2 separate regions of the Mus musculus genome follow, and region 1 is linked to region 2. The links are chromatin loops, found by intact Hi-C in ENCODE. Cell type or tissue: gastrocnemius. All regions are shown on one strand. Each heading gives the region's core, and the rest is flanking DNA. Links, peaks and the distances in the headings are about the cores only. Region 1 overlaps Lhpp (phospholysine phosphohistidine inorganic pyrophosphate phosphatase). Region 2 has its middle 10 kb from the start of Gm35364.

Region 1 (15,187 bases), core at 2,585-10,584, 470 kb before region 2:
GAGGGAGGCTCACAATCTCAGAGGCTTCATGGTGCCTTGCTTTGGGCCTGTGGTGAGGGTGGCTTTCATGGTAGGAGATGAGTCCAGCTCATCTCCATGGAGGTTGGTGAGCAGAGAGAGAAAGAGGAGGAGTCCCAGTATCCCCTCAGTGGGCTCCCCCTTTAGAGACCTAACTTCTTTTTACTAGAGCCCACCTCCCTAAGGATGTACCACCTCTCCACATTGCCATCAGGTGTGGACCAAGCTCTTGGGCCTCTGGAGGACAGTCAGGATGCAGACTCTGGCACCATGTTTTGTTTTTTTGGTTTTTGGTTTTTGGTTTTTGGTTTTGTTTTGTTTTTTGTTTTAAAGAAAGCATTGCTGACTTAGCATCCTTCTTTCTCCCTTACATTATTTTATTTTTTAATATGTCTTTATTCATTTTTAATTAAGAGAATTTTGTTTGTTTTTATTTGTTTCACAGCAGGGTTTCTCTGTGTAGCCCTGGTTGTTCTGGAACTCACTGTGCAGACCAGGCTGACCTTGAACTCAGATCCACCTGCCTCTGCCTCCTCCTGAGTTCTGGTGTGCACCGCCACCACTTTTTAAAAACTTTTATGTATATGAAAGTTTTACCTCCATGTATGTATGTACACTACATATAGGCCCACTCCTCACAGAGGTCAGAAACGTGTCAGACTCCTTGGAAGTGGAGTTTTGTGAGCTACCATGTGAATTTTTGGAACTAAACTCGGGTCCTCTGTAAGAGCAAGTCTGCTGAACTGCAGAGCTATCTTTCCAACCCTATTTCCTAACTGAGACAGGGCCTAGCACACTCCCACACTGGCCTGAAGCTAGTTACTGTTCTATATGATTCCCTTGCTTCCATCTCCTGACCTCGGGAGTTATGGACATGTGCCATGGTAGCTAACAAAGCGATTTTCCCCCTCAAGGCCTTGTCCATGCCAAGTAAGGCTGGACCACTGAGCTATAGCCCAAGGCCTGCTAGCATCTTTCCTTACCACATGCTCATTGAAGAAATTTAGAAATCTCAAAGCCTAAGAAGAAGAGAAAGGTATTTGCAGCCTCACTGCGTAGCACAAACACCGGTATTTGAGTGCGTGTCCTCAGCTGAATGCTTACAGATGCACACATTCATCTGGTTTTATAACTGTGAAGGATGCACACTTCTGGATGTATCTGTGAGGGTAGTGTTGAGAGGTTTAATCGAAGAGGGAAGACCTGCCCTAAATGTGGGCAGCATCCCATGTACGTGCGTCCTGGAGTAAGAGGAAGGGGGAAGAAGGATGCTGCTGACTTGGTACCAGCAGTCACCTGTTTCTCCTTCCTCGCTGTGATGCAGCTTGACCTGGCCTGGCCGCTTCATGCTTCCCCACCCCGGCGTTCTGTGACCCTCAGACCCTGAGTCTGTGTTTCCTTCCCTTCTTAAATTGTTAGGTATTTGGTCACAGCAACAAGAAAAGGAAACTAATGTGGGAGTCGGCTTGACCTTGTTTTATAAGCTGTAGGGTTTTTTTTTCTTTCTGTTTTCATGTGTGTATGTACATGTTTTCATATGCATGTGTGTGTGTGTGTCTGTGTGTGTGTGTGTGTGTCTGTGTGTGTGTGTGTGTGTCTGTGTGTGTCTGTGCTCGCACATGTACATGTATATGGAGGCTCAAGATTGTTGTCAGGAGTATCATCCTCCATCCGTCTCCCACCTTATTTAGTGAGGCAGCATCTCTCAGTCAAACACAGATCAGAGGTATGGACCGATCTCACTAGCTGGCTTGTTGCGGGGTCCTCTGTCTCGGCCTTCCAAGATTGGAGCTATAGGTGGGCCATTATGTCCTTCAGGCATTTATATGAACTGGGGTCCTGCAACTCCAGTCCTCACCCTTGTGTAGCAAAGGGTTTACATACTGAGCCATCTCCCCAGACCCCTTGGCCTGTTTCTTATGGTCAGCAAACAGTAGCTTGTGAATGACTTTGTACACACAAATATCTCTGTGACACAGTTATCCATTTTGTGAGATGATTTCCAGAAGGTTGTGTGTGTCTCGCCCGGTCAACAGAAACAGCAACACAAGTTCAGAATCTCATACATTTGAGGTTGCATGATGCTTTGGAGTTCCTGCCCAGCTTGTAGGCAGCAGGGTATCCTGCCGGAAGTATTTCCATCCTGTGCTTTGGTGACTGGGCCCTCGTGCCCACTGAGCTAGGCACACTTGGACTGCTTAACTCAGTGATCTGGGCCCTGTCCTTGGATATTTGAGTTAGCAAACCTGCACTAGAAAATGTGCATAATGAAAAGGTAATATTATAGGTCATTTATGTCAGCTCATTTTTGTTGAATGCAGTCTCATCGTTGCTAGGGGCTATTCCAGATTACAAGTAGTGTCTGAATAAATGCATTGGTGAAAAGGATGGTGAAAATAGCAATCGCTTGCTCTTGGCTGGGTGAGAATTTGGGCACACTCAGCCGTGGGTAACACTCATTTGGTATGAGTGGGGACTCCAGCCCCCTAGACTCTGACTTGGGTGAAAGGTGGGGTGTTTCAACCCTAGGGAAAGGGCTCTACAGCTTTCTGAGAGTGGCAGCCTCTCCAGGTAGCCCAGAGGCCCAGGAAGAGCTCCTGTCACTAGAGTCAAGGCTGGAGTGGCCTCCCCGAGGGTGCGAGGAGGCAGGATGCCCCTCTCCTGGAAATGGAGTGATTTACATTTGGCATCTGTGCGGACAGAGAGAGGGAATTGGCTTTGTAATTTCTCCTGTCATGCCGCGCCATCAGGAAATTAAGCTGTTTACTCTGCAGACTATGGAGGTTAATGGCTCTTCTGGGAGAGGTCAAGTGGTCATTTTGCAGGGAGGCTGCACCGAGGAATCGGAAACGGCAGGAAAACGAAGCATAAAATCTGAGCTGACTGCTCTTCCACTGTGGCCTGCGTCTCCAGTAGCCACAGTGGCCCTCAGTAGCTGGAGGGCCCCCCGGGCTCTCCTGCAGTGGGCCACACGGTGCCAGAAAGAAAAGAAGACTATATCCTGTCACTAGTGAAGGGACATACATTTAAGATGCCTGTTCGCTATTTCCCTTAAAGTGTTTACGGCCAACAGTTGGCTTCAGGTAGATTTTTGATTTCCTAAATGAGTAAGAAATAGAGAAATTGTGGGCTCTATAAAAAGCAGCCCAGATTCAGTTTAAAAAAGTAAGAAAGAGAATGGGCAGGGGTGAGAGGGTAAGTAGCTTGTTGTTGGTAGCATGTGTGAGACTCTCGGTCTTGGTTCCATTCTCAGCACCATATAAACGGAGGTGGTGGCGTACACCTGTAGTTCCAGGACTTGGGGGTGGAGACAGAAGGATCTCTGTGAGTTGGAGGCCAGCCTGGTCTACATAAAGAATGCCAGGCTAGCCGGGCTACATAGTTAAGAGCCTGTTTCAAAAACAAGCCTCCGCTTGTTGAGAGGGGGGGGGGGGGCAAGGTTTCCATTTTGATTCCCGAGACTCCTTCTCCTCTGGCTCAGAAGGCCGGGCTTTGGTGAGTCCAGATAACCTGAAGTCCTTTTTACTTTCGAATAAACTTCTAGATCTGGGGCCAGCAGAGCTGTGGTTCGAGGACTCCTTAGGGGTGCCGTTTCTAAATGAGAGGGGCCTGTTTCCATCCACCCAGTCTCCGGGATCCTGTATCCATCTGTCCCCAGGGCAGCTTGGAAATCCCCAGAATCCTCGGCTGAGAAACAGCTGCGCCTGTTCCAGTTGTGTTGTAGAAGTTTCTGTTTGCTTCCTGGCAAACGCCTCTGAGCTGAGTTAGGTCTGTCCCTGCTCTGTCCTCTGCCCAACCCACCTCTGCCCACCCTCTCCTTCTCCTGGGAGCTTCCTCTGAGCAAGAGTTGTAGCCTCTGGGCCCGTGTGCAAGGAAGATGGCCCATCTGTGGGTTTGGAGGTGGCCTAGTGTGAAGCCCATCAGGTGCTCTAGTGATCCCAAAGTGCTCCCTCGGTCTTCGGACTCCTTCCCCTCGCTCCATGTGAGCCGCCTCCCCTCAGGACACAGCTTGTCTCTCTGTCACTTACTCGCGCAGCTCACCATCTTTGCTCTCACAGTTTCTCTGTGAGTCTTTTTGCATCTCTTCTATGCTGGGAGCCAGGGGTGCATGCCAGGTGCCAGGTCCCAGGTCGTGCAGGTCCCTGAGCCCTTCATAGAGTCCTGGACTGAGACTAAGCCACCTGCCACCCAGACAGTGCAGCTCCAGCACCAATGGCTCCCTCTGCTGGACAAATACTGTTTATCCTTCTCCAGTTCTTTGAAGCTCTGGACCTGGCTAAGGAAATAGGCATTATAGTTTATTGTAACAATAGAAAAAAAATAAAGCTGTGTGTGTACGCATGCATGAATGCCTGGGTATGTGCGTGCGGGCCTGCCTGCCTGCTGCCTGCCTGTGTGTCAGTAAGTGTAAGCATGCTCGTGCCAGGGTAAGCATGTTTGAGGTCACAGGTGTGTGTGTGTGTGTGTGTGTGTGTGTGTGTGTCTGTCTGTCTGTCTGTCTGTCTGTCTGTCTTCCTGTGTCTGCCTGCCTACCTGCATGTTTGTTTATAAGTGTAGGTGTGCTCATGCCAGGGTGTATGCATGTAGAGGTCACAGGACAACCTCGGGAATCACTCTTTATCTTCTACCATGTTTGAGACAGGGTCTCTTTGTTGTTTGCCAGGCTGGTTTCTGGGGCTTTGTCTGTCTCTGCTTCTCATCTGTCGCAGGAGTGCTGGGACTGCAGACACATGCTACCAGGCCTGGCTTCATGTGGGTTCTGGGGAACTGAAGGTCCTCATGCTTGCTTGGCAAGTGTTCTACTCACTTAGCCACCTTGTCAGCCCCAAGAAGCCTTTTAAGAAAATTTCTTCAGGGCTTCAGAGATGACTTAGTGGTTAAGGTTGTTGGCATGCAAGCAAGAGGGTTGGAGTTTGGATACCCTGGACCCACATAAATGCCAGCTGGTGTAGCAGACTGCCTGTACTTCCAGGCTGGTAGAGATGGGATATTCTAAGAGAAGGATGGCTGATGCAAGACTAGTGCTATCAGCAAACCCTGAGTTTGACTGAGACACTACTTCCCCCCAAAATTACAGTGCAAAAGTGGCCCAGGGAGCTTGACACGTAGCCTCAGGCTTCTGCATGTGTGCACACATGCACCACACATACATGTCACTGCTCTAGAGACCGTGGGACTAGGAGGATGGGGAACGAGTCAGACTAAAGCCACATGCAATTGCCTACGTTATTCAGAGCATCTGACAATTTATACTCTGAGGGTTAAGAGAAATCACATGAGTAACGTTTTCATGAGTTTGAAAGCTGCATACAATCATGAGAACAAGCTACACGTGGCAAAAATACATTCTCCATAGAGGCTTATCAAGTATGGCTTCAATGTCTAATTGAGTAACAACAGCAAGCAAGAATGAGTATTGGAAGTAACCTCACTCCTAGCCGCTATACCTGGGAGGAGCACAAAACACTTTCCAAGAATAATTCCATGTTTTGAAGAAATTGAGGTCATAGAGTCTTGTCTTGTTTTCTTGGCATTTTCTCACAAGCACTCAGCGTTCTCACGTGACTCCATTCCTGGACCGTGTTCCAGCACATGCACATGGAAAGGTGAAAAAGAAAAGACATTCGTGAGATCGGATCTGCTATGTATCCTCAGCTGACCTAGAGTTCACAATCTTCCTGCCTCAGCCTCCTGAGTGCTGGATTACAGGAGTGACCCCACCAGGCCTGGGGCTTGTATTATTTTACCACTGAGCCTCCTATCTCAGGGCCTCTGTCTTAGCTCCACGAGCAGCTGTTTATAGTAGTCGTCTCCAGTCTTTTGGTGAGTGGTGTTTGTGTTCTAGGCATTGTGTAAGGAATGGTGTTGTTTATGTAGTGTGTTACTTTGCCCTAGATATGGGTGGTTTTGATTGCTTTGACTATGTCACAGGCGAGGAAGCTGAGGTCTAAAGGCTTACATAGAGCAAAGTCACTTTTAGAAATCAGAGAAGGAATTTCAGTATTGAAGACAGCCTACATCCCCTGTTCTCGGATCCTCAGCTCGCATGCTGAGTTAATGTCCCCTGGACGGAGAAGGAAGGGAAGACTGACGTGGGTGCTCAGACTCCCCTAATAACTCAGAACTTGGATTCCTGTGCCATTTTCTGGGTTTCAGTGAACCTCATCTCTGGAGGGTGATGGCTAAGCCACCTTCTTGCCTCCTTGGTCACGTGGCTTTGCTCAGAGAGCCCCAGAAATGGATGACATTGCAGCTAGGACTCTTATGTACCTCGAGGGAGGCCTTGGTCTGATGTGGATGGGCTGTGGGTCTAAGCACTGGGGCTAAACCGAGGAACCCTCCGAGGAGCTGAGCCTGCGCTGTCTCTGGGAGGTTGGGAAGACATTCTTGTCTCAAGGAAGCAGCTGGTGCCTGTGAAACCTGGCACCTTGCCTGACCCCAGCTAATAGGGATGTCGCAGGCTGCTGTGGAACTAATGGAGCACTCTCCTCAGGCAGCAGTTAGGGGTTAATTATTAGCAATTAGGGAGTCAGCACATGCTCTGGGGGGGCTGCCGTCCCTTCCCGAAACACGGGTCACTTGTCTTCCTCTGTGTTAGTAACGGGATCCATCTGTCCCCCTTGGGTTCCTGGTTAATCATTGTGGTAGGGGTCCCTACAAGGCCAGCAGCAGGGGGCTAGTGGCTGAATGACCCATGATGCCCCACTGCCGCTGGCCCTCTGCTTCTGCCATGTGGCCTCTGTCGGTTACTCTCAGCATGGCATCGGGACTGGCCTGCACCTGTGGCTCTCTGTGAACCCCCTTCCCTTGTGCTCTCTTGCAGACGCTATTACAAGGAGACCTCTGGCCTGATGCTGGACGTTGGAGGTTACATGAAGGCGCTCGAGGTACCTGCCCTGGTGCTGCCCCAGGCCCTGGCTTTCTGGAGAAGATGGTGTACTTTATAGACAAGTAGCCTCTCATGTTTCTGAGTGGAGCATCCTGTGTGGGGCTTGAGCCACACCCCCGTCTCCTCTGTGGAAGTAATGGAGGTCTCTCCTCAGGCAGCAGTTAGGGTCCATTATCTTGATCATCACACAGTCATTATGTATGTATGTGTCATCCCTCTGACCCCCAGCCAACCTCTGGGTGCTCTTTCCCAGCATGCTCTTCACCACTCTGACTCATGGCTTTAGTGTCTCTTCAGATCACCTGCTTCCTTCCCAGCCCTGTAACCCCTCAGGCTGTGTGTCCTCCCAACTCCTCTCCTGAGATGACTTTCCAGGTTATAAAGCCTTCTGTGGCAAGACCTCCAGAGTCCACTGTGACTGGCCTGTCAGTTACCCCTGCCCAGATTCCTGCTAGACCATGTCCCAGCTCCACAATAGTAGCAGCCCCTGTCCACCTGTGCCCAGGCGAGAAGGGTGAGCAGGTGGGTGGATTGAATCCTAGACACACTTAGGAGGGCCTTTGATCTACTTGGAGGTGGGTAGCAGGGAGAGGCAAGAGATGGGATTGTAGCTGAACAGGCAAATGAGAGCCTTGGTCTCCTGTCCCTTGGGAGACTCGTGGTTCTGCTAGGTAAGGTATGCCACTTGCTGTGGGCACTCTTGAAGTAGGCGGCAGAGCTGGAGGTAGGTGTCCTAAGCATTCTAGGCAGCAGCCTGTTGTGGAGTTGTGACACGCTTGCCTGTGAGAGGGTTTGAGGCCCATGGCATCCTGATCATCATGAGGCGGTCAGTCTTTCCATGTGTGTCTACTCCCGTGTTCCTGATCTGAAACTCATACTGTGTCTTCTCTTTGCCAGTATGCCTGTGGTATCAAGGCTGAAGTGGTGGGGAAACCCTCCCCTGAGTTCTTCAAGTCTGCTCTACAAGCCATAGGGGTGGAAGCCCACCAGGTAGGCACAGCAGAATTTCCTTTCTTCTTTACATGTTTAAAACGACATTTACTTATTTATATACTTATTTGGGGTATGAGATTGTGTGGGTTCCGGGAACCAAACTCAGGTTGACAGGATCAGCAGCAAGTGCTAACACCCGCTGAACCATCCTGCTGGCCCCGATCGTTTCTCACCGTGAGGAAGGAGACAGTTTCTTACCATGCAGCCCAACAACTGGGTCACACAGAGTCTTCACTTCGAATTGTTTTTGTCCTTTAAAATACTAATGCTTTCCTTCCTTGCTTTCCATGTGCGTGTACATGTACATGTGTATAAGTCACAGGCACACATGTGCCACAGTGTGCATGTGGAGGGCGGAAGACAGCCTTGGTTGTTAGTGCTTGCCTTGCTCTCTCTTTGAGAGCTTATTCACTGCTGCAGATGTCAGGGTGGCTAACCATTGAGCTTCCAGGGATTCTCCTGTCTCTCCCTCCCATCTCAACATAGGATTCCTGGCATCACGGATGTGTAGTGCTGTGCCCACCTTCCCATGGGTCTGGGGATTAGAACTCAGATCCTCGTGCGTGTACAGCAGGCTCCTTTCCCAGTGAGCCCTATCATCTCCCTAGCCCCAGAACGGATTTTTTACTCTCTTGGGTTTTTTTTGTGGGTTATTTGTTTGTTTAGATAGGGTTTCTCTGTGTAGCCCTGGCTATCTTGGAACTCACTCTATAGATGAGACTGGCCTCTGCCTCCCAAGTACTGGAATTAAAGGCTGTTCCACCATGGCCTGGCTTTACTGTCATATTTTTAAAATAATCTCAGACCTGTTGTATCCTTTCATATTACAATATTTCTTTTTAAACGTGGCATTTTAGCCACAGCCACAAAGTAGTACAGCCCCAGGCAATGACTTAAAAAGTCCATAGAAAGATGGCCCAGTCTCCTGGCTCATTAGTATCACAAGTCAGAAAGCATCGTCTAATACAGATGCTGAAGGAAAGAAGTAACAGAGGATCGCAAGCGTTCATGTGGTGAAGCTGCAACCCTCGTGTTCTGCTGGTAGGACCGTGAGTTAGCCGCACTGCTGGGAGGGAGCCTTTGGTGGGTCTTCAGTGTTAAATGAGTCTACTGTCTGCCTTAGCAATCGTGCTCCTGGCTGTAGCCCAGATAACAGGGACAGGAATTCAGACGACAACCACCATCACTACCTCATAGGGTCTGAAGATAGCAAGAATGAAGCCCTAGGTTTGAGTCCCACCACCACAGAAACAGTCTCCTAAAACCATTTAGTGATGTTCATGGCAGCTGTATTCACAGTACCTAAAAGGTTGAACCGCACTCAGATGCCTGCCTATTCCCCATGAATGGGTCAGCAGTGAGTATCCCCTTCGTACAGGGAAATCCTAAACAGAAGGGATGAACCATCACGAATGTCACCTTACGACTACCTGGTCTCCCGTGGGTGATAAAGGTGAAATAAGTCACCTCGAGTCAAGCCTGATGACAGGCCTCATGGGGTGGAAGGAGGGAACATGTCCCTCCCACCTCCGTCTGTGTGATGTGGAGCACACCTGGGCTTTGTGCCTAGCCCTTGTCGAGCTAATGCAATCTGAATTTAAACAGTACCTGTGTGTACTGTCCTGTGCCGTTCATTCTGTCCTGGCTCCAGCCTGCCGTGTTGCTGAAATGCTTGCTAGAGTTATTTGGATACACGTTATAAGACAAGTTTCTCCTGACTACGTGCATGCATAAGCAAGAACCCCTGGCTCTGTATTATCGTTGCTGTTTTTTAATGAAAATGTCCCTTGAAGGGTGGCAGGCTGCTCAGGTGCCAGGTTGTGGCACACCTTGGCTGTTCTGAGCTTCCCCAATCAATAAAGTCTTTACTGCCATTCCCTTGGTAATGGCTCTGCAGAGGCGTTTTGAGCCTGAGCTCCAGTGGCGGCAGTCCCCAGTCCAATTTCCAACCTATCTTTCCCAAACAGCCTAGAAACAGCAGAGGGCTGGGCTGACCCCAGATAATTGGAAACTCAACCCGCTTAGAAGTAATCAGGCTCTCTCTGGGGTCCAGAAATCTGGAGAAGAGCAGCAGCACACCTTACCCATGACTTCTAGGAATTCCCAAGGCTGTGGTGGACGCTTCCTGCACACTGGGAAGGTATTGCAACTCCCTGGCCTCCATCTGCTGGGTGTGGTGGCACCACCCCTGTTCCCAAGGTGTGAGGTCTTTAGATACTGCCCTGCGGAGAACCACTGTAAAGGGCAAGCATTGGGACCTGACTTTGATCCCCAGAACCCACATGAAGGAGGAAGTAGAGAACTGACTCCTAGAGTTTTACACACACACACACACACACACACACACACACACACACGGGAAAGTAATTGACGGCTGGTGATGGACTCTGTCATAAAAGCACTTGTTCCGTAAACGCCTTTACTCAAAGCACGGACAATCTGAGTTTGATCTCTGGAACCCACATGATGGAAAGAGATAGCTCATTCGTGCACGTTGCCCTTTGATCCCCATATACACACAGTGACATGTTCATGCCCACTGCCTACCATAAAATAATAAATAAATTAGCATTTTTTAAAAAAGAGCCATTGAGGGACAGGCTTGTAACTGTCTATAGCAGGCTGCTGTAAGACGGGGCCTGTGCCCTGCATTTACTCCTGTTTCGAAGGTCAGTCCCATAAGAGTTGGGTCATTCTGTGCTTCTGATGGGAGTGACCACAATTTGAGGGTTGCAACTTTTCCCCTGCAGCCTTTCCAGTGAAGCCTCACTGCTGTGCTCGCTGAGCCCTATTCCTGGCTGTTTTCTCTGGGGATAAGGGGTGTGTGTATGTGTGTGTTTAGAAATCCAGGAGAGCAGAAGCCAGGAGTGGATCTAGCCCAGCAGGACTTGAATGCTTTGGCCCAACATGGATTCCCCAGCACCACAGAGTGGGAGGGTTAGAAGTCCCAGCTGAGACATTCTGTGAGCAGTCAAGCTGCTTCCAATGCCTCCTGACCTATTATGGCTCTTAGGAGGGTTTTGTCCCCTAGAGCTTTTTCTAGTAGAGTTTGTTTTCTTCTCATCACATCATAAGTTCAGGGGCTGGAGAAATGGCCCCATGGTTAAGAGCACTGGCTGCTCCTGCAGAGGACCCAGGTTTGGTTCCCCCCCCCCCCCACATGGTGGCTCCCAGCCTCCTGTAACTCCAGTTCTAACAGAGCCAATGGTTTCTTTGGGCCTCCTTTGGCTCCTGCACGTACATAATGCACATAAACTCACACAGGAACACAAACACGTTAAAAAAAAAAAAAACAAACCTCCTGTTTATCAAAGGAGATCAAAAATTTCAGAGAAGTACCAAGAAATAAAGTCCACCATTCCACTATCCTAGAATAACGCAATTTGAGCTTTCTAATCTTTTCCCATATAAATGAATAATCCTCTGTCTGCTTTTTGAAACTTGATTTTCTCCCTAATAATCTTTTGAGAAAACTTCCCTTAGTGCTTATTTAAGCAGTTTTGTGTAGTAATTGTTGTGACTATGTAGTATCTCACCATATGTATGTGTATACTTATATATATATGTATTTCTGTATATACATATATGCATGCATATATATTATCATTTCCCTGTTATTGGATATTGGGTTGCATCCTCATTTCTTCTTGTATATAACCCTGGTATACAGTTTTGTATGTGCATATTTTTGTCTTTGTTGTTATTTTCCAGACACTGTAAGTAAGGTTGTAACATACAGCATTTATCCTAGTTTGGAAGGGTTGTGTTAGGTTGCCCATCTCTCCACATTCTTATCAACACACTTGGTGTTTTGTTTTGTGTTGTGTTGTTTTTGAGGCATGGTCTCACTCTGTAGCCCTCGGTGGCCTGTAATTCCCTGTGTAGACCAGGCTAGCCTTGAGGTCCATCTCCCTCTGCCTCGAAAGTACTGGGGTTGAAGGTGTGTGCCATCATACCCAGCTTCCACCTACCAATTACTGGGATTTTAGGAGTATGTCACTATGTCTGGTTTACCTAGCGCTGGGGACTGTACCCAAAGCTTCTGTATGCTGGCCAAGCACTTTCCTGAGTAAGCTACATCCCTGACCCAGTTTTTCCCTTAAAAAGGGATCCAGGGCTGGAGAGATGACTTAGTGGTTAAGAGCATTGCCTGCTCTTCTGGAGGACACAGGATCCATTCCTAGCATCCATATGGTGGCTCCCAGCTGGCTGTAACTCCAGTTCCAGAGGATCCAGCACCTTCTTCAGGCATCCATGGGCTCCAGGCACAGTGACACACAGACATTCATGCAGTCAAAACACCCATACATGTTAAAAAACAAACAAACAAACAAACAAAACAAAAAAACCACAAACAGTGATCCTTGGCTTTCGCCATGTTAGTCCTTATAAATGTGTTAGGCCATGGTGGACACGGCTTAGCAAGTGTCACCTCCAGGTTTCTGAGGTACCTGGAAGCTGGAGGTATAAATATCCCTTGAGGACTCTCCTTGTGGGTTGTGTACCCCACCCCCACCCCTGCCCCAGCTCACAAGACGTGGGTTTTCTTGGGAAGCCCTTAGGCCCTGGAAGTCTCCAGCCCCTGTCACCCGTTAGGCTCCACTCTTCTGAGCACCTGAGCGGGTGAAGGATCGGAGAACAGATATCCTGTTTTTAGCCCAGACTAGTGTCTACCTCACTGTATAGCCAGGGATGACTTTCAACCTCTGATCCTCCTGCTCCATCTACCAGATTCCAGGATCGCAGGCGTGCACGCCCCTGCCCGCTTTATGTGGTGCTGGGAGGGGGGGGGGTTGTTAAATGGAGACCTTCATACACTCTAGACAAATGCTTTGCCGAGCCACCCGAAGGCCCAGCCAGAGTCTGCTTTATAGATCCGAAGCACAGAATCTGTCTTGGATGGCGACAGCCCCCTGCAGCTCCCTGCATTTCTGGGTTCTCTTGGAGTCTAGCTGTTGAGTTGTGAATGTCTGTCTCCCCGCTATCACATCATAGAAAGGAGTAAAAGCCAGGCCTGACAGGTAGAGGTGTTTTTTTGTTTTTTTTTATTTCCCCCGACGGGGCACCTCTTGACCTCCATCTTCTTGCCAATGATTTTTTAAATCCTAAATGATTTGGCAATAATTGCTCCTCTTGGTGTGATTATTGCCCTTCACTGATGGTAAATCTGTAAATTCCCCAGGGTCCCGAGAGCATTTTGGTATGCGGAGCCCACAAGCTGGCCCAGACAGGCTTCACTGCACATCCCGCTGGCTGCCCATGTCCAGCCCCAGCTCCTGCCACCCTCACCTCTCCTTCCTGCTGCTCTGCCTCATGCTGACTGGTATCATGTCATTGTCCCAAGCATCCATCCTGCAGATGCTCTTCCATGGGTGACAGCACTTCCTCTGAGGGATTAGGTGTTTTGTTTTGTTTATTTTTTCAGATACCATCTCCCTGGGCTACATCAACAAATGCCAGCCCAAAAAGGTCCTAAGAAGGCAGTTTTCACTGTCCAGTTTTGTATGTGTGTGAATGCACATGTGTAAGAGTTGTTTTGAGGCAGTATTTTATGCATCCAGGCTGACCTTGAATTCACTATGTAGATGAAGATGACCTTGAACTTCTGGTCTTCCTGCCTCTATCTCCTAAGTACTGGGGTTACAGGCACACACCATCCTTCTTAAGGTATGCAGTGCTGGGGCTCGAACCCACAGCCTTGTGTATACCAGTCAGGAACTCTACTGACTGAGCTACAGACTCAGCCCACATGGACACAGTTTTGCTGTTCCCCGAGCCATGGCAGGTGCCAGGCAGGACATAGTAGTTGGGATTCCATTTGTAGGGAGCCCAGTCATACAAAGGTCCCAGCACCTGGGTGACGATGGATGCTTGAGTTGGAACCCTTGAGTATTTAAGGGCTGAATCAACAGTTTTAGGACAGTTGCCTGAAAGGGGGCAAGCAAGTCTAACCTGAGATGTCTGGCTATCTGTACCTGAGGCCACTCTGTGCAAGTTGTTGGGAAATCCTGAAGATTTGGAGTCTCCCGTTCATGTGTGGAATGCCCCATGCTGCCCCACTACAGTGGCTAGATACCACTGGCTGGCTCCTCCCAGATGGCTGGATGGTCTTCACACAGCTGTATGAAAGTACATATGATAGATACAAAGCAACCAAACGAACAAACAACTCCAGTCAAGCTCTTAGCCGTGCCCCCCAACACTGTCCTAGAGAAAGACTCCATGTTTTCCTGTAGATGGAAATTGCCACTGGCACTATTATTTGCTCAGGATTTCTTTAAATTAACTCTTTAAAAATTGTGTTTTAAAAGCTACTTTGGTTTGTTACTATAAGTAGAAGGCCAGAGTGTATTGACTTCCCATATTTTAAGACTGAATACCATCTGATTACCTGGGGATATTGATGGGAATCAGTTTGCCACTGTTGGTTGTAACATAGCCAGGAAACACAGGAAGAGAGATCAGAGAATTCCGATGAGGATTTTCAAGTGTGCTGGTCCCTGGTGCCCCTTTGCCTCCGACTGTTTGCTGTCCTTGCTAGGCAGTCCCTCTCTCTGCTTTCCTTTCCCATGTCTTCCATTGCTATTTCTACTGCCCACCACCTTGACCTAGTCCTCTCTTCTCATGATTGTCTTTCTAGTTTCGGGATCTATAATTGCACATTTATCTAAGTGGGTGCACATGTACATGCATGCGTGCATGGGTGCACTCGCCTGTGTGTCCACACACACATAACTTCACTTCAGATTCTGCTTATGAGAGGAAACATGCTATGTTTGCCTTTCTAAGTCTGGCTTGTTTTGCACAATGTAACAGTTTCCAGTTGTATCCGTTACACGTGTCTCCAATGACACCGTCACACTGGAGACCAAGCCTGCAGCACACAAACCTTCAAGGGACACCCCAAACCATATCCAAACCATGATGGCTGCCTTTTTTGCTGTGTCCTCATGTGGCCTTTGCTGTGCTTGTATGGAGACAGTGGTGGGGTCTCTTTCTCCTCCAGTAAGGACCCCAGTCACATCTAAGTACTCACACCAGGGGTGGGGCTTTGCTGACTTCGGAGGACACAACTCAGCCCATGACATCCTCCCCACACCTATACTGTGAGAACACTGAAGGCAGGAAGTCGGGCTAGTCACCGGGCTGAAACCCTATCAAATAGGCAAGGTGTGTGTGTGTGAGAGAGAGAGAGGGGGGGGGTAGATTTTGTTTTTTATAAGTCTCTCTTCACAATTAAAGCAAACCTTTTGACCCGGGGACTGTAAAGACTTGCCAGACACTGAA
Region 2 (15,187 bases), core at 4,198-12,197:
ACACCCTGCATGAAACCATAAAGCCAGGGATGTGGTATCTTGGCCCAGCTTCCCCAGGAAGTACCTGGAACACATCTGGAGATGATGCACTTATCCACTCACAGCAGAAGTCAATCACGTGGCCCAACCCACTAGGAGAAAAGGACTCTGACCCTAGGAATGGCCCACCTCTTGTTCCAGCTGCCCCTGAAGCTCCAGGCTCTCCTGGAACTACAGCACACAGTAGTATATCTACCTGATTTTAATCAGGTCAGGAAAGCATTTTCTAAAGACTTAACCGTATATGACACCCCACACTGGACATCTCTTTTCACTTGACTTACTAAATTATAAAGCTTTTCCAAAAAGCTAAGAGATAGTTCCTCCAGTGACGTCTGTTTAATTGGGACGTGTACAGAACATAATTAGACTGTCTAACACTACAATATTGCTTATGGGAGTATCTCTGCCCATGCATCGGCTTCCTTCTGTACTTAATCTCTATTAAGATGTCTGTGTGGAAGCAGATAGGTGTGCGCCAGACTTCATAAACACAGTCAATCACAAACTCAGGAAGTCGTTAGGTCCCAAAGACTCCACTTTGCACTTATTCCAGCAGGCTAGCCCCTTCCCTTTTCCTCGGGTGTCTTTCCAGTGTACCCAGGCTTCATCAGTGAGAGTTCAAGTCATGGCCACAATGGCTCTCTCACAGTCACAGCCTAAAACCACCCCGGAAAGCAGCTACCCTAACCAAGAGTGAAGCTTTTCTGACCAAGGTCCCAGTTACCAACCTTGGACTCTAGCAAACTGAGGTCTCTTGTGTTGACCCTCAGCTCAGACAGCTATGGACATCTTTTTAAATTAAGTTCATTTCCCCTGGTGGATTCAGGAGACTACCACCAAAGGCTCCAAACTCTATGGGATAAGCTCACACACGTACACACACACACACACACACACACACACACACACACAGAGGCATGGATATACACACAGTCTTCAAATTTGTGCACTTCCGGGGGCTGGAGAGATGGCTCAGCAGTTAGGGGCACTGACTGCTCTCCCAGAGGTCCTGAGTTCAAATCCCAGCAACCACATACATGGTGGCTCACAACCATCTGTAATGAGATCTGATTGCCCTCTTCTGGTGTGTCTGAGGACAGCTACAGTATACTTATATATAATGAATGAATAAATTTTTAAAAAATTGTGCATTTCCACCCACCCCTAAGCTCACATTATCTGAGAACACAGCCATTCTTTATACAGCTTGGCACCAGTGGAGAACCCACAAAATGGCCTCACTCTTTCCAGAATTGTGAAGCGATCCACAGGGCTTTGACAGGGTGGAAAGTTCCTTTCTGCATTATATAGGGTTACTAGTAAACTAAAATTAAATAAGCCAATAATAAAGCATTTATACAAACAGAAAACAAGGGAAGGGCTGGGGAGATGGCTCACTGGTTAAGGCCACTTGTTGCTCTTACAGAGGGCTCATGCCCAATGCCAGCACTCATACGGTGGCTTATAACCACCCATAACCCCAGTTCTAGGGGATCTAATAGGCATGCTGGTGCGCATACATGCATGCAGAAAAGACATTTATCCACATAAATTAGAATAAATAAATCCTTTTTAAAAAGGGAATAAGAAGGCTGGCGAGAAGGCTCAGCGGGTAAGAGCACTGACTATTCTTTCAAAGGTCCTGAGTTCAAATCCCTGCAACCACATGGTGGCAAACAACCACCCATAATGAGATCTGATGCCCTCCTCTGGTGCATCAGAAGACAGCTAGCTACAGGGTACGTATGTATAATAGTAAATAAATCTTTGGGTTGGAGCAAGCGTGGCCGACCGGAGCGAGCAGAGGTCCTAAAAATTCAATTCCCAACAACCACATGAAGGCTCACAACCATCAGTTCAGCTACAGTGTACTCACATACATAAAATAAATAAATCTTTAAAAAAGGGGGGTGGGTGGGGATAAGAAAGTGAGGCAGGCAGCTGGGTGGTAGCACAGGCTGTAATCCCTGCACGAGAAGCTATCTACTCAAGTCAAACTCAGTTAAATATGGAATTAAAGGCCAGTTGGAACTACATGACCCTTGAAGGAAGGAAGGAGGGAAGGAAGGAAGGAAGGGAGGAAGGAAGGAAGGAAGGAAGGAAGGAAGGAAGGAAGGAAGGAAGGAAGGAATCAACTGATGACCAACCTTGAAAACAGTGATAATAAAGAGAAGCTTTCTCAGTTGCTCACGCAAAGCCCCCAGCAGTTAAAGCTAAAGCAGGAGGGAAAATTAAAGTCTACTTTGGGCCACCTGTCTTAAGAAAGGAGAGAGAGGGAAATGCCACAAAATGCATTCAATGTCGTTTCTAAAACAGAAGGTATTTGTTCCCAAATCTGTTTGAGTGCCTAGTATTTTTTAATCAAACAATGCTATCTGCATGGGTAGATAAAGGTAGATTTGGTTTGTTGGTAGAGGCGCAAATGCCCATAATCCATGCATGTTAATGCTGGTATCAACTAGTATTAAGCCTATCAACTTCCATGTTGCTTCTATCTATAATCCCAGCACTAAGGAGGCAGGAGGATTGCCACAAGTTCCGGTCCAGCCTGGGCTAGAGAGTAAGACCCTGTCTCAAAACAAACAAGCTGAGCTTCACGCATCTATCATGTGAACATGGATATTCATGATGCACTTCACCAAGCCAAGTCTTAAAATGTTTCTTTGCTTACATGCTATGACTCTCATCACAGGCTCATCTGAATAAACACTTCTGTGTGCAGATACAGTTCAAGGTTCATCTCCACATGAGACCAGCCGGAGAGTAATAGACACAGACACAGACACAGACACAGACACACACACACACACACACACAATTTCCTCTCAACTGGTGATGTTCTAGAGACTTTTAAAGCAAAGACAGAAAGACACAAATACATGTGTCAAATTTCAAATGTATTCATTCAATCTGGGGGTTATTCAAGCTATATAAAACCTTCTTTCAACCATGTTTGCATGCCAAATGTTCAATAACTAGACTCAAGTGTGTGGGTGTAGCGCTGAGGGAGTGGTTTGTGTTTAGAGAAAGACAGACTGTGTGTGGTTGGCAGGTTCTGGGATGACTACACGGAGAACCACCTGGAGGAGTTTGCTAAAAATACAGATGTTGGGGTTTGTCCAACATGATGGTGTGCAGAGCCCAGGAGATGGACTCCTAGAAGGGGTGCCCCAGGGATCCCCCTTCTCTGGCAGCCAGCCTCTCTGGAACCACCCAGTCATTAGGTCCTCCCTGGGGACTGCAGGAGTCACTCATGTGAAAACCACCAAACCCACAGCCAACTTCTTAACTTAAAATGCACAGGTCACCTGGAGAGCAGGGCAGAGCAAGGGCTGGTTAAAGGGTCCTGGTACTCACCCAAGGGACCTCTCTGTGCTACTGGAGGCCTCTAACTCCATCCCCATGCCAATCTGCAGAGGGGCAGGGAACTAGAGTACTGCCCAGGGGAGGCAGACAGACGAGAATACAACTTACTAAGTTCTATTAATTGTGTTGTAACTTCAGTCAGCGTTCCTCCCTCCGGGGCACCAGAACCACAGTGGCAATAGAAACTACTGGCAAACGCCACGGGCGTCAGCAACTTCTGGGCTTATCCACCCTCACAGTCTGGATCCTACGCACGGCCTATTATATATCCTATGCCCTTGCACTGCAGACCCCCAGTTTTCCAAGGGCATCTTCAAGAACCATCTCCAAAAGAAATTCTGAATGGCGTGAACTGAGTGCAAAGAAATAGCTGGTCTATGAAATGACCAACCCTCCTCGGAGGCAACACACAGTGCCTTCTACATTGGCGCATGCGCACAGCCTTACAACACACACCTAGAACCTGCCAGGTAACAGAGGAGTGGCATTGCCTAAAGGGAGCAGCAGCTCACACTAAAACTGGAATCAGCCTGTGAACTTGGCATTCAGGAGGCTGAAGCAGGCAGGTCAAGAGTTCAAGGCCAGATTGGGCTATGCAGCAAGATTGTCTTACAAACAAAACACAAAAAAAAAAAAGAGGGAAAGAGATGGGTGGTAGTGGTGCACACATTTAATCCCTGTACTAGAGAGGCAGAGGCAGGAGGATCTCAATACCAGCCTGGTCTACATAGTGAGCTTCAGGACAGCCAGAGCTACACAGAGAAACTATCTCCAAAAAAAAAAAAAAAAAAAAAGGATTAAAATTGGATTCTCACTAATCACTCCATAAAGACACACACATGTATGTCTGGGTCATATTGGGTGCTTCATCAGTATCTGATAGTATGCATGGATTCTGGTAGTGGATGGATAGATACCCTGGAGACCATTTCCAGGTTTTGAAGAGCCTGGATCAGAAACCTGCTTAGACACACAAAGCCAATTGCTACTCCGCTGAATCAAAGCTCTTCACCAACCAAGAACACAATACCACATACCAGGCAGGTGACCCACACTAGATCCATAAGGCAATCAATCACCTGCACACAGATCCTCCTGCCTCCAGACCAAGAGAATGAGCCAGTCCACCAGCCAGGAAGGGGCAGGCTCTAAGGAGTGTGCTGCCTGCCGGCCTGCCCATGCTGTGGCTCCCTGCTCGATGCGGTGGGAACTGGGCTCCCAGGGTACACAATCAAACCCTGAGCCTTTTCCTTGGCAGCTTCCACCTGCCAAAAGCAGCTGGACCAGGCACAGCTCCCATGTTGGTTGTCCACCCTGCAGGACAGCCAGTTTTCTTCCCTTCCACGGAAAGGGAGGAGGTCTCCGGTAACACATGAATATTTTACTAGGCATTTCTTGGACTTAGCTAATACACAGTAACATTCTGCTGTCTAAAAACAACTTCTTGCAAGTTTTTTGGTTTGTTTTTAATTTATCACATTGGCCCCATTAACCAATGAGAAGCCAACCAAACTCAGTGCCCTTCCCTAAACAGATTGATACCTATCCCAGGTATCCTTTTATAATGGCCTCCAACTAAGTCCAGGAATTCTTTCGGCTGTAGCAGACCCTCCCACCTTCTTGATGTCTGATGGGAACCCTTCAATATCCATCTACTTTGAAGTGCAGAATGGGCCTTTCTCTGCACAAAAGCAGCAGGTTTATTTTATTTTACTATACAGCGTTTTTTATACTATATAGTATTTTTTTTAATTTAACAATCCAATCTAATACGTCAGCCTGTTCTAAGCACTTATAAAATATTACCTCGTGGGATCTTATTACATACCGCCATTCTACAGACTCAGAAACCTAAGCCCCCGTCAAGAGCTAAGTAAATGAGAATGAAGGGAGGGCTACAGCGTTCTTTCCATGCCATCTTTGCCACACATTCTAGAAGAATCTACCCCCTGCGTACACTGATCCTTCTACTGGCCTCTAGAAGGGCGTCTCTCTCGTCTAAAAGAAGTGACAACATCTTCTAGATCAGAGCTTCCCACCCATTCTAATGCTGTGACCCTTTAATACCGTCCCTCAGGCTGGGCTGGGGAACCATAAAACACAAAATCCCTCAACCATAAAATTATTTACTTGCTACTTCAAAACCTTGCTACTGTTACCAATCATAATGTAAATATTTCTGCAAGATGTAGGTCTGTCCAAGGAATTTGAGACCCACTCTACTCTTCCTCGCCTCAATACAGTACAGGGCACCCAGTGCCCCCCCCCACCCCCCCAAAGCAAAGTTTATATATCACCAGCTTGAAAAATTACTGGAATGCAGCTTTAAGCCTGACCCTACTCTAGGTGACAGGCAGCAGCTGGGAAACCTTTTCCCAGGCTTCCCTTTGGGATAGCAGTTATGAATTTACCTCCAAGCTCACAGGCCAGACAGACAGACGGACAGAGCCCAGGCAAACAACCCTGGAATCACTCTATCTCCCTGCAATCCTTGTACACAACAAACTCAGCTGTATGAAGTTCCCAGTCATAATATAAAGGAGACAAAATTCAGAAGCAAGCTCAAATGAGTCCGTAAGTTAGTTCCATGGGGTACACCTGGCCATTTTAGGAAGAAAAGAAATTACCCACTGGTCCAGTGAAAATACTCAGAGGAACTCTCAACTTGATCCTTACTGGCTCCTGGCTTTTGCTTAAGTCACAGTTTGGTCTTCCATTCGGGTGAGGAATGAAAGGATGCTGCATGGGGAGGTAGGGGGAGGGGTCTCCATCCCAGAGGATCAGGGGGAGGGGGTCTCCATCCCCAAGTTAAAAGCACTGTGAACGATCGGCCAACAGAACTGCACAAATGCTGGATGGGGAAACCAGATGATCAGGAGACCAGTGTGTCCCTCCATGGGGTGGGCAGAACTCAGGCACCCCTACCTTGTGTTGAAGGAGTTAGCTTAAGTACCAGCCTCAGTGGCTTTTCTTCAGAGCAAAGGACCCCTGACCCCTAGGGGTATATACTTTCTGCATGCCAGAACCACCGGTATGGTTTGGAGACTACCTGAAGCCATGCCTAGCAGGGACTGACTGTCTATAAGAAAATTACATGCAGTCACAGTGGTCAGCAAGCAAAGGGGCTTTATCCTCTCCTGTCCCATCACCTAGGCCTGTAGAGTTAAAGCCAATACAGAATTAGCACCCCCCCCAAACAGACCTCTGCGTGATGAAGTAAAGGGCGACCTGTTTGAAAACTCAGGAGGGAGGGCTCTTAAAATAGACAGAAATATAATCATTACCCAAGCTGGAGCAGGGCCAGGACGCCAGGGCAAACATGAGTAATTTGTTAAGAGACACCTCTGGCACATTATCCTATCAGGGTTGAACCCACCATGGAGCCAAGCCCCCTGCCTTTCAGCCTCAGACCGGTCCCCCAACATAACTACAGGGATTTCCCCAGCTCACAGGCCCACACCTGTTCTCGAAGGGGAAGGAAGAGCTGCAGAGCAGGAAGGCACTCACTCTTTCAATGGAAGCCTGTTTTTCAGGAAAATCCCCAGCATATGGGGACCTTAGGTCCAAAGCTCCTGCCCTGGGTGCCTTTCCGGTTGAGTTATTCACCACAGGGGCAGGGCTGGGCTCTGGATCTTAGGGCACGCCCAACTTCATGCCATTCCCTTCAGTTCGGATGGCCACTTTGAAAGGAAGACTAATCCTTTTGTTCTGGAGAACTCACTCAAATTCCTGGCTAAGGCCAGTGTTACACAAAAGCAAGGCTGTAACCTAGAACTTCCTTGAAAGGAAGTTTTTACTGGTTTTACAGGAGTGGAGCAGACGGACCATCCCATCGTCCTGAGGGGAGATCTTGCCCAGCTTTCTCCAAATATCTATGTGTAGAAATTGAGGAACAGTGGGGTATAGGGCGCCTGTCTCTCCCTCCAAGGGAGGGGCACTCACCAGAAAGGTAGTGCCTGCTTTGAGGATAGTCTGAATCTACCTACTGGAAAAGTGATGCCTGTCCCTAAGCACAAGGAGTTGCTTATGGACGGGTGTGTGTGTGTGTGTGTGTGTGTGTGTGTGTGTGTATGCCCCGCAAGCCATGAGTCAGTAATCCAGAGAATTCTTTCCAGACAGCCAGAAACTTTCAAAGACCTCCCAGGTTTGAATAGTCACTTCAAGATTACACTGAGAGTAATTGGAGAGAAAGCTCAACAGTCAAGACCACTGACTGCTCTTTCAGGACCTGGATGCATACAGGCTCGCACACACCCATGCACCCACAATGGCTGTTAACTCCAGTTTCATCCAGAGGGTCAGATGCCCTCTTCTGGTGTTTGCATGTACTGTGTGCACAAAGTTTCGTGCAGGCAAAACATACACATAAAATAAAAGTGTGTTTTTAAAATACAGAGAAGCCTGATCTCGTAGTACAGTACAGGTCTTAGCTGCTCAGGAGGAGACTGAGGCTGCCCAGTGAATTTAAGAGCAGCCTGGTATCTTCGGGAGAAAAGGGATGAGATATAGCTGAGTGTGCTTGCCTAGCTTATGCAGGAGACCCTAGGTACCCTAAGCTAGATCTCCAGTACAAAGTGAAGGGAACCTACCAGCAGGTGGTGATGCGCGCATACACACCTCATTCCAATACTTGGGGAAAGGAAGATTGTGAGTTGGAAGCCACCCTACAAAACATAGCAAGACTGTCCCCACACACACTGTGTGTGTGTGTGTGTGTGTGTGTGTGTGTGTGTGTGTGTGTGTGTGTTAAGGGATAGCTCTGCTAATAAGCCTGATAGTCGGAGCTCAGTCTCCAGAACATACAGGTTAGAGATAATTGACTCTTGAAAGTTGTCCACCTGCAACCTGGACACACACACATGCGCACCCACAAATATACACAAATGGGATCCAAATGTTTTTAAGTGCAATAAATGTTTAAAGGCCTAGAGAGTCTACTCTAGGAAAGTCTCCCCACTTTAGGGTGGATCACGCTATCAAAAAGATCACTCAAAGGACAAAATGAACAGAAGCCGGACTTCTCACAGCTCCGGGGCTCTGGGGAACCTATGAGCTGAGGGCAGGGTAAAATGGAGTAATTATTTGAGACTTCAGTCTGAATTCGGGAAAAACACAGAATCTACCCCTTCCCTCTGCTCCCATGGAGGAGATAGGGTGGAACCAGGAAGTCCTACTCTGACCATTTTCCAAACGTCAGGTCCCAGCTCCATGGAGAGGTCATGAGCAAGTCACTTCAAAGTCCTTCCTTCCTCAGTCTGCCATCATTCCACCTAGGGAGACTGGTGGGCCAGAGCCAGATACAAGCGAGGGCTCAATTGACCATCCCTACATCGTTAAACTCTTATCATTAAGTAACAACGCTGCAAGGAGATCCGAAGTCGTGAATGAAGTCTACAAGACAGAGGAAGTTTAACGTTCAGAAATTGGTTCACCATGGAGAACCCTCAATCCAAGTCTAGATCCCGCTGCCCCTCCCCCTAGTGCCCAGCACCTCCGGCTAAGATCCCCAGGCCCCTGAGCGGCCACCATAACAAACACCCGCAGCAGTTGGCGGAAATGGTAGGTCTCAGTCCTGGCAGTTATGTGTCAAGCTCTATGGCCGTTTGTAGAGCAAATAAAACAGCACTTTAGAACTTACTGCACAGCAAACCTGCCACAGGGATGATACCCCTGTACCCCTGTGGGCCTTTCGCCCTGAAAGCCTAATGGAGGCGCTAGAAACATCTTGACCCCTCCCCCCCAGGTCAGAAACATTGGGTCAGGATCACTGTGGGCAGAAAAGTGTTCAGGACAGGGTCCCGCCAAGCACCTGGCTCAGCTGAGCTGAAGTTGGGGGCCCACTTGAATGTCCTCCCCACCAAGGAATCTCAAGTCACCCCGCCCGCAGCTCCCTCCAGGCCATGGAGGCCAGCTGGTGAGAGGGAAGCGGCAGGAGGAAGGAAGTGGGGGCTGGGGCACAGGGTCTATTACCATCACCTTCCAACACTTCCCTGCTGTTTAGATTAGCAAGTGAAAAGGCCCGGACCAGGGGAGTTTTCCCCGGGTCGGATGCCTCACCCTGGGCACAGAGATAGACGGGCGGGGTCGCCAGGTGCACACACCCCAGGGGCTAGAAGCCCACTTGGAGTCCTGAGATTCCAGATCCTCAAAAGCCAAATGAAAGGCCCCCCACGCTCCTTCCCCTCACTTCCCATCCAGACCACGCCCCCTCCCGGGGCGGGGCCAGGTGTGACCGAGACCTTCCTCTTAGACCCAGCCTCTCTTGCCCGCCTGGAAGGTCGCTCAGGACACCGGAAGTTGGTGTCCGACTGGGTAGAAGGCAGAGGGTCCTGGAGGGCCCAACTCTGCTCTACCGGAACAAGGATAGGGAAAAAAAAAAAAACACCCAGCCCCTCCGTGACTTGGAAAAAGCGACTCTATTTCTTCCTTGCAATAAACAGGAATTATTGTATTTACCCAGCTCGCAGAGCCTCGTGAAGATTAATGGCTGTGAACTGTTTTTAAGATAAAAAAACACTCCCAGATCTTACTTGTAACATTCATATATGCATATGGACATCTGATGCACTTAAAAAAAAAAATCACTCTATCCAAGTGACATTCATCACCAGATCTTAGAGCAACAAAAGAAAGCGATGGGTGCTCTCCGGACAATATCTGACCATGGCACGCACCTGAGCCACCAGCTCCAAAAGGCAGAGAGGCTATCCAGCCAGCAGTGCAGATTAGGATAACATCTAGAGAAGGTAGGGAAACATGAAACTTAAAATATCCGTCGTCCACTCCATTAGGAAAGAAAATGAAAGGGCATCTTCCTAATGAAGCCCATTAGACTCGGCCTCCACCTGGGTTTCTGGTGTTTGGAAACTCCTAAACACGGGGCTCCAGTGGTCATTCAAGCTATGCCAGTGCCTGGAGCTTGCACGATCCGGTCCTATCTGGCCAAGCTGTTCCAACAGCAAACCCCTCTCTCGAGGAACCAGCAGCGCCCTTCCTGGATTATGCAAGGTCACGTGACCGCCGAGGGCACTTTTGGAGTGGAAATGGGAGTTGGGGGTTCAGGATGTTAACCTCTTTCTTTCAACCATCCCAAGACTTGGGTTTTAAGGCAGGCAGATCTGAGTGTAAGCACACCAGCGTTTCACCGTGTGCGAGGCGTTAAGAGCTAGCAGTGAAGCACTTTATTTGGACTCGAGTAGAACACACTAAAATTCTCCATCAGCGAGAATAGTCACAACTAGGGTTCATTTAAAGGGAAAGTACAGAGATCCTCTCCAGCAAGTCATTTTCACCTGCTGCCCCTTGCCCCTCCTACTCCTCTCTTCCGATCAGGTGTAAACACAGTTCCAGGTTTCATTATGCCCGTTCGCACCCATAAAGCAATATTTTGCTGGCCTCCATATTAATTTTTTTTAACTTTCATAATAGGACCAAGAAAAACAAAGTATCCCATTAGGCCATGAGCTTGGTCTCTTAGTTCCTTCCAGACAAACTTCCTAGGATTCCATGACTTCAATAATAAAGTTTTTGTTCCTCCTGAGATAACAAGAGGCATGATGGGAGCAGAGCCACAATGAGGCCTGAGAAGGAAGCCTGGTGCTATTTTCCACATCATCTGAGCAGGCCTCACTATGGGCTGCTCCAGTAATACCCAGAGCCACTGCTTTCTTATCTCCTAGCAAACAATCTTTAAGCCAAGCAGTGTAAATCATAATTAGGATGTTGTAATACAAGAAGAAAGAAGCACATGCTGACCAGAATCCAGAAAGGAAAAAAAAAAAAAAAATCAACACCATAAACCAGGTAAGGGGTTCATTGCATGTCTGTAATCTCTGCACTTGTGAGGTAGAAACAAGGAAGGAATTCAAGTCTAGCCTTTGTTACATTAGACTAGACCAAAAAACAAACAAACAAACAAACATAGGGTAAGGTATTATTTCCTTTTCTAGTTTACAAAAGCTCACCCCCACACAGACATCTTCACCAGGGTTTTCCTGGCCACCTGAGGTCTAGACAAACCCAGTCACCTGCAATTTAGGATTAACATCCTCCAAACACCACCCAGCTTGGGGGATGAGAAAGGAAAGTTCTAGTACTTAGGACAGAAGTCACAATTCCTTTTAAAACTAGCATGACTGCTTGCCCCATTAGTCAGAACCCAACCATTTTATCACAATTTCTATGAAATTTAAGTCCACTCTAGCAGCCAACTGTTAAATCTACGTTAGGCCTACAGCTCAAGCCGGGCACTTCTAAGCACCCACAGGGGACCAAGCTTGGTGGATGGAAACTGCCAGGGGGCCTCAAAATTATGAGTGCACATTGCTAAATACCAGGTAGACGCAGCCCTGGGAATAGACAATTACCCACATGGTTCCAGTTTGGATGGAGATTTTTACGAGGTACCAGGAATGCCTGTCACCTGAGCCATCATGGGTCCCACGTGGAAGTGCGAGGAAAGGCTCTGAGAATGAAGACTCAAAGAAGCCTTTTCAGAAATAACAGCAGGAGCCACAAACAGGCAGGCCCTATAGCAAATAGTCAAGTATAGGATCCGGTCCCTAAAGGCAAAGCCGGAGCACAGGGAGGAATTAAACACAAAGTCAGGTCCTTCCTGGGATTTCAGTTGCCTCAGTGTCTGGCACTGTATAGATAGTGTTCTCCTAAGATCACATTTGAAAGGGGGGGGGGGGTGAGGGAGTTGTCATTCTTAATGCTTTTCTCGGAAACTGCTTCTATTTGCCCTTGTAATCTTTCCTCAAAAAGAATGCAGACTGCTAAGAACCAAAGCATGTATTCTCCTGGAGTCCAGTAAGACCACCTTCTAAGAAAAACTCAGGAAGGGAAGCTGGCCAAATTTCCATGCCTGACCAAGGCAGATGAATGCCAGGCTGGTTCCCATCCCTGTTGTGTTCTCCTGCAGAAGGGGAAAACTGCCCCTTGGCTCCCTTTGTCAACATTCCGCACAAACAATGGCCAGGCTCTTTCACCACTTTAGACTCTATATTCATCTGTGAATCCCCCTCTTCCACACAATGTGCAAGGCCCTTCTTTTCATAGGAGAAGTTCTGAATGCCCAAGAGCAGCCATAATTTAGGCCTTCCACATTAATAATGACATCTAAAAGCAAACTCCAGATTAGGCCCAAACATTCATTTGTGACTATCATTAGAGTCACACTGATAGCTTTTGGATACTTTTCATTAAATCATGATCAAAAGAGCCACTATAAAACTGGTTCTGAAGTTTTTGGCGATTATTAAATATAATTTTCTGAACTCAGAGATAGGGCTTTAAAAAAATAAAAAAAAAAAACCTTTCATAACTCCATGACACATATTCCATTAAAGCCAGACTTGAATAAAAATTAACTTCAAAAGGTGGGACTGGGGAAAGCTTCGGATATTCCCAGCTCTCCCCGGGGACTGTAACTTTAAGTTGCAGCCAAAGTAAATTAGGACATGCTTACCAGCTGTAATAGGTAAGGTGATCCACCTAGGCAATACGCCCACCCAAACATTCCTGTACCCCCTAACTTTTCAGCATACACAAGCCTCGTGAGCATTCATTCCTGACCTATCAGTCCATGGAAAGATTGTTAGTAAGAGACCCCAAGATTTCACCAAAAGGTGGCATTTCTTTGTGAAGGATCAAGCTGTACTATTTTTTTTTAAGACTACAAAATTGTGTTCCACCCTCTGTAATGGTGCTGTTATTACCTGTGCATGGTAGTAACTGAGTTGTTCCTACCCAGCACAATAGGTAAATTAGTCCCTTCCCAACCAAGCTATGCGAATCCTTGTGTTTCCGTGTGGCCTGCTGCTTTCTGCTGATAGAAAGTTTATTAGCAGAGGGACCCAAGCTGAACTCACATACATTATAACGAGTCCCTCTATATTGAAGAGTCAGTGGGAAAAAGTGAGAACTGAGACCACCATTACATCAATGTTGTAAACTCTTTACATTTTCTTTCCATTTAGCAGAGCCCTGAGTGCAGAAGGGATAACTGCACCTTCAAATATGACTCTTGATGCCAGGGTGTGTTGTTGGCAAAAGACATGCCCCTGCTACAACACAGCAGTAGCCCTCCCTGAAAGGTGACCCTAAAAGGTATCCTTTTTGAAAGACCTTTTCCGTTTTTCATAAATCTGTAAGAAGGCCAGGTGTGGTGGCACACAGCTTTATGTGGGAGGCTGAAGCTGGAGGATTCTGAGTTCTAGACCAGCATGGTCTACAAAGAGAGTTCTGGGTCACCGTGCATGGTGACTTCCAGGACAGTCAAGGCTATGTAGAGAGACCTGATCACAAAAAAAAAAAAGAAAGAAAGAAAGAAAGAAAGAAAGAAAGAAAGAAAGAAAGAAAGAAAGAAAGAAAGGAAGGAAGGAAGGAAGGGAAGGAAGGAAGGGAAGGAAAAGAAATTCAAACAAAATATGCCATCCTAGGCTCACTTTCCTGCTGGTTCAGTATATCTCTGACCTGACTGCTCTCTCAGCACACCCTAAACAGCTTGTTTTCATAGTTTGTTGTCACTACTTGTTTGTTTCTCTAACCCAATTTTTCTTTACAACACTTTCTAGACTAACAGGACAATTTCTATTTGGAGTTTTTAAAGTCAAGAGTGAGGTTATTGATTATTCCCTGAAAGGGTAATGGATGGAGTAGTTAATAATTATTCCACTAGCAAGTTTTACCGTTTCATCTTGTGTACAAGAGCTAGGTTAACAATGCCAGGGAAATCAAAACGACTCAGCAGGGACAGGAACAGGTGTGCCTGAGTCTGAAAGGGCCAAAATATTTCACCAAGTATGTCACAGGTTTTTTACAGAGGCAGTGTTTGGGGTTTGGTGGATGATTTTTCTTTTCTTTTTTTTTTTAAGTTTCTTAACTCTGAAATGACACACTTAAATTTTACAGACATTTCTTCACTTAAATTGACGACTAAATCCCACACATAAATTGCAACTCAAGCTCAGCAAGGAAATGCATTTTGCGGGACAAAGGGTTGAGTTTTTTTGGGGGGGGGGTTGTTTTGTTTTTTTTAAATCACAGCTAAGAAAAGGTAATTCACCCTGCCCCTCCCCCACAAGAACACCCATTCAAGAGCCCAGTTTCAAAGCTCCCAAATGAAACCGTAAATAACTCACGTGGCAGCGAGCTCCCCTCAGCAGGGCACACCACACCGCCCTCCACTCTCCCTTATTAAGGTGCCATTACCACGGGGGAGGGAGGCGGGCATTATACTCCTTCAGCTTAAGTATCTCCCCAGACAAGAAACCAAAAACGCACCTTGTCAGGTTCGGAACTCACTGCAAACCTGAGATCTTTGGATTCCCTCTAATAGCTGCTTTCCACAGAGACGTACCCGTGTCCCCTACCCCTGGGGCACAGAAAAACCAATCAGTGTCATAAATCCCCCTAGCTTTCAACCCGCTCTCCCTTGAACTGGGGCAGAGTGGGGGGAGGGGCGACCCATCATCAACACTTACACTAAACCCCTCAATGCACTACAGAAATATGCTGGCTTATTTCCTTTGTTTGGTCATGTTATACTTGATCAAGTGTGAACGATTAAACTGGTTTCATTAAAGGCAAGTACATTCACGGCTAACATTCAACTTCAATGGCGACTTTAAGCATATTTTGCAAGAGGGAGGACCTGCTTCTAGCTTGAAACCTACCAGCTCATTAACTTTTCTTTGGGGGGCTATAAAAAGGGCACTGGGGGTTTTTCCAGGAGTGTGTCAGAGCCAGACAAAAGGATATTCAATGTTCCAACTTT

The links. A loop is a pair of places that touch in the nucleus more often than their neighbours do. Peaks named below come from ENCODE experiments on the same cell type or tissue, not always from the same donor. Only the 100,000 strongest peaks of a DNase experiment are listed, where the experiment ranks them.
Region 1: a loop joins it to region 2, with 2.1 times the contacts of the local background. A loop is called at or near these places in 2 of 42 quality-filtered maps.

Annotation. Positions count from the first base shown.
Region 1 is chr7:132,634,683-132,649,869 of GRCm38, forward strand. It overlaps Lhpp (phospholysine phosphohistidine inorganic pyrophosphate phosphatase), which reads left to right. Exons shown (of 7, transcript NM_029609.1): 4 at 6,842-6,905; 5 at 7,805-7,897. Among named protein-coding and RNA genes, the nearest start is that of Lhpp, 32 kb to the left of the region's middle. In gastrocnemius, for the core only: a CTCF peak has its summit at 4,240 (motif pointing left); DNase peaks (open chromatin) are centred at 3,915, 4,186 and 6,446.
Region 2 is chr7:133,105,706-133,120,892 of GRCm38, forward strand. It overlaps a transcript of Ctbp2 not described here. Among named protein-coding and RNA genes, the nearest start is that of Gm35364, 10 kb to the right of the region's middle. In gastrocnemius, for the core only: a CTCF peak has its summit at 7,732 (motif pointing left); DNase peaks (open chromatin) are centred at 4,655, 6,762, 6,967, 8,935 and 3 more places; H3K4me3 peaks cover 1,845 bases; H3K27ac peaks cover 5,094 bases.